Linked DNA regions of Mus musculus: all the other regions are linked to region 3. The links are chromatin loops, found by intact Hi-C in ENCODE. Cell type or tissue: left cerebral cortex. All regions are shown on one strand.

Evidence for each region. A loop is a pair of places that touch in the nucleus more often than their neighbours do. Peaks named below come from ENCODE experiments on the same cell type or tissue, not always from the same donor. Only the 100,000 strongest peaks of a DNase experiment are listed, where the experiment ranks them.
Region 1: it touches region 3 in a loop (1.9-fold over the local background); 6 of 42 quality-filtered maps call a loop at or near these places.
Region 2: a loop joins it to region 3, with 2.2 times the contacts of the local background. A loop is called at or near these places in 5 of 42 quality-filtered maps.

The regions. Positions count from the first base shown.
Region 1 is chr8:124,411,374-124,413,873 of GRCm38, forward strand. All of the region lies in intron 1 of Pgbd5 (piggyBac transposable element derived 5), which reads right to left. Among named protein-coding and RNA genes, the nearest start is that of Pgbd5, 21 kb to the right of the region's middle. In left cerebral cortex, no CTCF peak of the experiment used is centred here; DNase peaks (open chromatin) are centred at 1,367, 1,747, 2,047 and 2,271; H3K27ac peaks cover 1,569 bases.
Region 2 is chr8:124,572,736-124,575,235 of GRCm38, forward strand. No RefSeq gene overlaps it. Among named protein-coding and RNA genes, the nearest start is that of Capn9, 2.1 kb to the right of the region's middle. In left cerebral cortex, a CTCF peak has its summit at 962 (motif pointing left); a DNase peak (open chromatin) is centred at 923; H3K27ac peaks cover 523 bases.
Region 3 is chr8:124,519,696-124,522,195 of GRCm38, forward strand. It overlaps Cog2 (component of oligomeric golgi complex 2), which reads left to right and starts at 1,072. Exons shown (of 18, transcript NM_029746.3): 1 at 1,072-1,256. The coding sequence starts at 1,185. In left cerebral cortex, a CTCF peak has its summit at 982; a DNase peak (open chromatin) is centred at 1,042; H3K4me3 peaks cover 1,516 bases; H3K27ac peaks cover 1,070 bases.

The DNA of each region.
Region 1 (2,500 bases), 110 kb before region 3:
TACTGATCCACTGTCACCTGCAGGCATATACTGATCCACTGTCACCTGCAGGTATATACTGATCCACTGTTACCTGCATGTATATACTGATCCACTGTCACCTGGAGGCATATAGTGTTCCACTGTCACCTGGAGGCATATACTGATCCACTGTTACCTGCATGCATATACTGATCCACCGTCACCTATATGTATATACTGATTCACTGTCACTGACCTCAGCTTCCTCACAGACCCTGACATCACCCAGTAAAAGCTCTAGCTCTTAACTGTTCTCAGCTCATCTAGAGCACATCTCTTCTGACCACAGCAAATGAAATCAGCACAGGCACATTTGAAACACTGCTCCCAGCTGTCCCTCAGCAGGCCTCAGAGAAAATGAGGGCAGGGTCTGGAAAGTTGGTTCAGTGGTTAAGAGCACTTGTTGCTCTTACGCAGAATCTGGGTTAAATTCTCAACACCCACGTGGTGGCTCACGACTCCGGTACAGGGGAACCGACACCTTCTTCTGACCTCTGTGCATACCAAGCACATAATAAACACATATGTGATGCACATACATACATTCAGGCAAGAGTCACATACATATGTGCATTTGAGAAACAGAGAAAGGAAAAGAGGAGAGGAGACAGGAAGGGGGAAGGAGGGGAGGCGAAATAGGAGAGAGAAAAGGAGGGAGGGAGAGAAAGGGAAAGAGGGAAAAAGAGAGAAACATGAGCACAGACCCAGGTCCATGGCTGGACCTCTAACCTGGACGACAGGTGTAATGTCAAGGTCACCTGAGTGTTGTCCCTAGACTCCTCCTACCCCTCCCTTCCTGGCTTGTACCCATAGCTCAGAATCAGGGACTTGGGCTGAGGATGGTGGGTGGTGCACACATATAATCCTAGCACTTGGGAGGTGGAGACAGCAGGATCACAAGTTCAAGGTTATCCTTGGCTATTCACCAAGTTTGAGGACAGCCTGGATTACACGGGATTGTGTCTAAATAAGTGAATTAATCCATCCCATGACTGGAGAGTGCTTACTTGCCTGCAGCACCCTGAAGGGCCCACTCTCTGGGCTCCTGCCGGCTGGCATATCTTGTTCCGTTCTGGGTAGGCGCAGTGCCTAGGCTGAGGTTATCAGGAAGGCATAGGACATAACCAACGCCCGTGTGCCTGAGTGTCGTGCAGGTGGATGGGGTGGCCGACAGTCAGCTCCTGGAAGCTGCAGCAGCTCAAAGTGCAGGTGCAGGGTGGGCCCTGACTCACTCTGGTGTAGCCACCGAGGCACTGGGGAAGGAGTCAGAGATTACTCATGGAACAACAATCTAGCAATTTTCCCATTTCCCCCTCATTTTGTCCCAGAGAAAACATGAATTTGCTTCATCCTCACCCACAAGGATCTGATGGAATCTGAGGAGGCAGGGACTGTCCCAGGATGCATTGCACACAGTAGGAAACCTTAAACAATCCTGGTGTCAGTGAGAAGTATAATGCTGGATACTTTTTTGACACCTGCTTTAGATTTGATAAGACAGTTTCCAGGACCCCAGGGGCACGCAGAGCAGTACCTGGCCACCCATGAGTTCCACAGCCGTGGTATTTAGTGTACACTTAAGAGAATGCACTGTGTTCAGGGATGAGCCCCACCCACACCATTTCCCAATAGCGATACACGGAAGACGTTTCCCACACAGACGCTCCCCACCACGTCCCTTCCCTCCGTGCTCTGCACTGACAGCAAGCTCAGAGGACCCAGCTGCCCGCCTTCCATACAAGGAGCCAGACGTGAATCCCACCGAGCGTGCAGTCATTCACACATAGATGAGGTCGGACAGGGACAGGAGATGAGATGAACTTCCCACGGGGGAAGGCTGGCTCCAAGCTTTCTGGGTCGCAAAGCTTCCCTACCAGATACGCACAGGGAAACCTAACTTCTTTAGATTTCTGTTTCCCCACTGTCAGGCCTCTGTGAGCTGTAAGATACTGATCCCCAGCTGGTCCTGGTTCCACCCACACCTAGGAACTGGCATCACGTCATGAGGGGACCTGTGTGTGGCTGAGAAGCCTCCATGAGGCCTGCAGCCTGTCTCTGAGCTCACTCCCCTGACTACACCCCACTGGGTAGGAGCAAAAGCTGAGAGGCAGAGCCTGGATGTCAGTTTATAAGACAGGCCACCATCAATCGCTCAATCACAAAAGCTTTGTATGCCACTGAGTTATAGGCAGCTCCTTCCCCCACCAAAGCCCGATTACAAAGCTTTCATGTGTCTCTGCTCTCAGGAGTTGGGAGGGTATCTTGGAACCGTGGCTCTGACCCACCCTTGCATCTGCTCATATGGCTTCATCCCACGCTCCATGGAAACACGTCCTTGCCAGGAAACGGTTGATATTTCCTTCCTCCCAAACCTTGGCCCCAAGGCCCCATCTCGCTCTGGCTCACATATCCAGGTGAAGGCCACATGGTCCCTTGGTGCTGTGGCTTTTATCAGCTCCTGTCCCTCCCGGCCCTGGGC
Region 2 (2,500 bases), 53 kb after region 3:
ATACATGTACCTACACACATGCCACCCCAACACACATATACCTCCACAATGCATGCATACACACACACACTTGCACACACACGCATCTCTAGGCACACATGCACCCCCCCACATGCACCTGCACACACACACACACATGCACCCCCCACATACATGTACCTACACACATGCCACCCCAACACATATATACCTCCACAATGCATGCATACACACACACACTTGCACATACACACACACATGCGCCCCACCCACACATGCACACACACACACCAAGTAAATTCTTAGGTTTTTGTTTTGTTTTGTTTTGTTTTGTTTTGTTTTAAAGAGCAAAGGTGACCTGAGGGACCCTCCCTCCCACTGTGCCCTTTGACACCTCTGCTTTCATCCAAAGTCACCCAAGCCAGAGCCTGGGGACCAGAGCGTCCTCTCACCCTCTGCCACCTCCAGGCAGCGACATTAACCCCTAGTGAATGCTGTCAGGTCAAGATAGGTACTAGATAAAATTTCTATTGAAGATGGGAGAGGAGCCCACTTCTCTTTTCATGAGGGGCTGACTGCGTGCAGTCTGTCATGATGGGACCTTTCTCCTGTAGGCATCCAAAAATCTCTTCAAGGACTAAGCAGGCTTAAACAGTTGTAGGAACCAGAAATGTTTGTTAGGGTCCTGGGCCATCTCTGGAGACACAGAGAGAGGGAGTTGGGGGCCACACTTCTGTGAGAGTCATCTCCCCCAAGGCACCAAGCCCTCCAGCAGGAGGGCCAGAAGCTTGCCCTGGCTCTGGATGAAGCCACCGAGCTACGGGCTCCTTCCTGTCTGAGATCTTAGCAGCCAAGCTCCTGCCTCTGGTTCCTTGGTGAGCAGAGACTTACTGCTGCTGTGGAAGTTTCCAGCTCGGGAGCAGGGCTTGATCTCAGGTCTAGTTCCAACAGTGCCCCCTGGTGGTCAGATGCTCTCATGACTCCTGAGTTCAGCCCTTTCTACCTCTACCGGAAATGAGTTTTTTCTTCTGTTCAAACTTCTGTCCAAGCCCTCCCAGAGAGCTGTTTTTCTGAGGCTGCCTTCCCAGTTAGTGCGCAACCCCATGCAGGCAACCCTCCTCCTCCCTGTAGTCACAACGCCTGTCTCCTGAGCCCTGGTCCAACACATTGAGCTCACGTCTGTCCCCCGAATGCAGAGGCTCAGTGCCTCACACAGTGGGATGTTTTCGGTCCCCACTATGTGGCGTGATCGCATATGGCTGGGCTCCTACAGAGAGTTCTGTGACCACCTCCTTGCCCCACTCCAATCTGGTCCTGGCACAGCCCCGTTTCAATGTGGTGTATTCTCATGGAAGGTCATCCCACTGACAACCCTTGGCTATGACGAGGCAGGTTTTCATACTCAGCAATACATTTTCGTCTTCCGGCACCCTGAAGGCTGTCTCATTGGCTGTAGCTCAGTAAGGCTCACCAAAATGTCATCCTCGGTGTGTGGAAACAGAAGGCTCCCGAGGGACTCTTTGTTCTGGAAAACCTGACCATGAAGTTCAAATGGGGGAGGAGTTACACAATATCTTTTTCTTCTTTCTCTCTTTTCTTTTTTACTTCATGCCTTCCTCCCTGGCCGCACTTTCTACAGAGTCTCTATCCCAGGGTATGCAGCTAAGGATGACTTTAAACTTCTGCTTCTGCTGCCTCCACCATCTGAGTGCTGACATCACAGACCTGCACCACCATGCCTGTTTCTGTGGTGTTGAGAATCAACCATAAAGTGTCCTGAGTGCTAGACAAATGCTCTGCCAATGGAACTATAGTCTCAGCTCTATTTGTTGCAAATTGGTTTGATGGGGCCCCTTGAGGACACTGTGAAGTTAGAGGTCACCTCCATCTCAACCAGCTACCCAGCTGGCATTTCCCAGTGGCTACCTTAGACCTGGAAACCCTGCCGCAGACTCTCTGACAGATGCTCAGGTACCATTGTCCTGGCTCCAGGAAGACAGGCTGCACCAGACAATGCCTAAGTCTATTTCTTTGCTCAAGCCACTGAGAGCCTGCAGGGTCCTGACCGGGAGTTTGATGTGGAGAAGGATGTTGTGAGGGCTGGAGGGGGACTTAAAGCTGTCCTTTGAGCTCACCTGACTCAGAGCCAAACCACCAGGACCTCATGGTTTTGTAGAGAAGGTGTGTATGTATGTGTCCAGTGCCATACCATATACCCTGTTGTTGTTGCATTATCTGCATGGGTGTTTTGTCTTCATATATATATATATATATATATATATGCTACACATATGTAATGCTTACAGAAGCTAGAAGAGAGCATTGGATTCCCTGGAACTGAAGTTACAGATGTTTGTGAGCTGCCAGCTGGGTGCTGAGAATTGAAATAGGGTCCCCTGGAAGAACACTCAGTCCTCTTAACTGCTGAGCCATCTCTCCAGTTCTCATACAGTGTTCTTTTTGTTTTTTGCTTGGGGGGGGGGTATTTATTTATTTATTTATTTTGGAGATAAGGTTTATC
Region 3 (2,500 bases):
CTGGGTCCTCCCTCACAGAGCACTAATTGAGAAAATGCCTTACAGCTGGATCTCATGGAGGCATTTCCTCAGCTGAGACTCTCTTCTCTCTGATGACTCTAGCTTGTGTCAATTTGACACGCAAAGCCAGCCAGTACACCACTGAATCTTTGCAGCAATTCCAGGGTTAGCACACTAGGCTGAACACAGTCAGGTTCTTTGATAAAGGATGGAGGAAAATATCAGAAGGGAACAGCAAGTTCTAGCCCCAAGCTTCTAGGAATCAGGCAGGTTTCCCAGGAGTCTTTGTTTCTCTCTTGGCGAGCACCTCGGGTCCCTCCCTTGGTACCTCCAATTTGCCACTCTGAAATTATAGCGAGAGGCTGAATGCCACATCTCTCAGACTAATAATAACAGCAGAGAACTGTTCGCTTTGTTAGGTTCGAGGATAATACTTTGAGTTGGCAAGAAGGGCTTTGTTTGATCTTTTACAGGAGGAATCGCTAAATAAGGTGTTGGTGAAGTGTTCTAACAATATCTTCCCATGACAGCTATGATGGTGGTGGTAGCCTGGGTAAAGAGGACCTGGAGACAGGCTGGGGGTTACTAGAGCATGGTCAGCGTATGGCGAGTTCACGTTGCCTAAACTTGTGAGGGTGAAAGATTTGGTAATAAGAATAAAATATTAACAAGAAAGCAAGACTTCTTTGCTACACACAAACCAACATGTTAGGGACATCGGCTGCAGTCCAGCCTATCCAGCACATGCTCAGGCGATAGGGTCTCTGAATTTTACCCCAACATTCAGTTAGAGGGATGGTGTCCTGTTTGGTCTAAACTGAAATACAAAGGGATCACTTTCCTCTGACCATCTTTAAGGGCAGTGACGTTTTCTCTCCTCACCAGGAGAAAAGAACAAGGCTGTCCTGGTTCTTGACTTTTCTCCCAGGCCAGCTGCCTCGGTGCATGCGTGAGGCTGCAGTACCACGCTCGACTCCCGGAGGCAGTAGCGCCAGGCTGGGAGCTTCCGGCTCGAGGGCGCCGCTCTTATCACCAACAGTGCGCAGCCGCCCGCGACGCTCGTCTATTGGCTGTCGCTCGCTGCTGCCATACTGGCGGAAGCGGAAGTGGAGCTGGGACGCTGGGGGTGGGCTGGGCTGCCGCGTCCCCTGCGGTCTTGGCCTTGAGGGGCGGCGGCCGGCGTGATGGAGAAACGCAGGATGAACCTGCCTACGGGGCCGGACACGCTGTGCTTCGATAAGGACGAGTTCATGAAGGTGAGGGCACCCGGCAGATCGCCGCTGAGTTGGCCGGACGCTGAGGCCCGGTGGTTCCCAGAGGCTCCGGCGGGTGTCAGGGACGTGGGATGGAAGGTGGCAGGGGTGTCCAGGCTGAAAACGCTCTGACATTAAGAAGTGGGAACCTGACAGCCTCGCCACGCTGCAACCCAGCGGCCCTGCTTACAAATCTAAACCGAAAACACTTGGCTGATAACATTTCACCGAGCAGGCACAGCCTCCGAACGGCGCAGGCTTTGAGCCTGTTAGTTGTACCTCTCCGCTGTTGTCACTTAAAACAACCCCAAACATATTTACACCCGCTTTCTTTCTCGAGACAGGGAGGGTTTTGAGTTGTAGCCCGGACGGGTCTCGATCCTCCTGTCTTAAGGGCAGAAATGGCAACTGTGAGCTAAAAGTTTGTGCCATTTAATAGTTGCGATTTGAGGGACCATTTCAAAGCTGGTTCCGAGGTTAGGAATTTCTTTCTGTCTCTTTGGCACATAAAATACTAAGCAAACGAGTCCAAGTCTTACTGTATAGAGTGTGTGTGTATGTGTGTGTGTGTTGTGTTTGCATGTGTGCACCCTGCTCCCCTTTCACAATCGAATTTTTCCCTCTGACTTAATTGGCCTATCTCTGTTCTGGTATTTGCATTTAGTTGACATGGCCAAAGAAAGCGCTGAGGTTTTGGTGTTTGGATTTTAATTTATATGTGACTTCTGTACTGTGCCCACGTAGGTTTCCATGTGTGAAAGGCTTTTTTGTGTGTATGTGTCTGCCTTCCTGAGTTTATGTGCACAGTGTGTGCAGAAGCCCTCAGAGGCCAGAAGACTGTGGGGTTCCCTAGAACTGGAGTTACAGGTGCTTGTGAGCTGCCCTGTGGGTGCTGGGAGCCAAACCCTGGTCCTCTGTTAAAGTAGTAAGCACTCTTAACTGCTGAGCCATCTCCAATAAATGAGGTTCAAATGGGATGCTTGAAATAATGATTCAGAAAGCCCCTGTTACATCCTGTGACTTATGGATACCTTGGAAAGAGGGTTAAAAAAAAAGAGCCAAAGGTACATGACAGGGACAAGAGTCTGGAGGAAGAAAGCTTGCCCGGGGATCGTGGCCTGTTTTTACTTTAGGTGAGAAAACTTACTGTGTTCACTGTTCACCATTTAACTCAGGCCTCCTGCAGGCCTTGTGCCAGCAGCTGTTCTGGGCCATTGCCTCAGGGTTGGGCATTGCCTGTGTCTCCC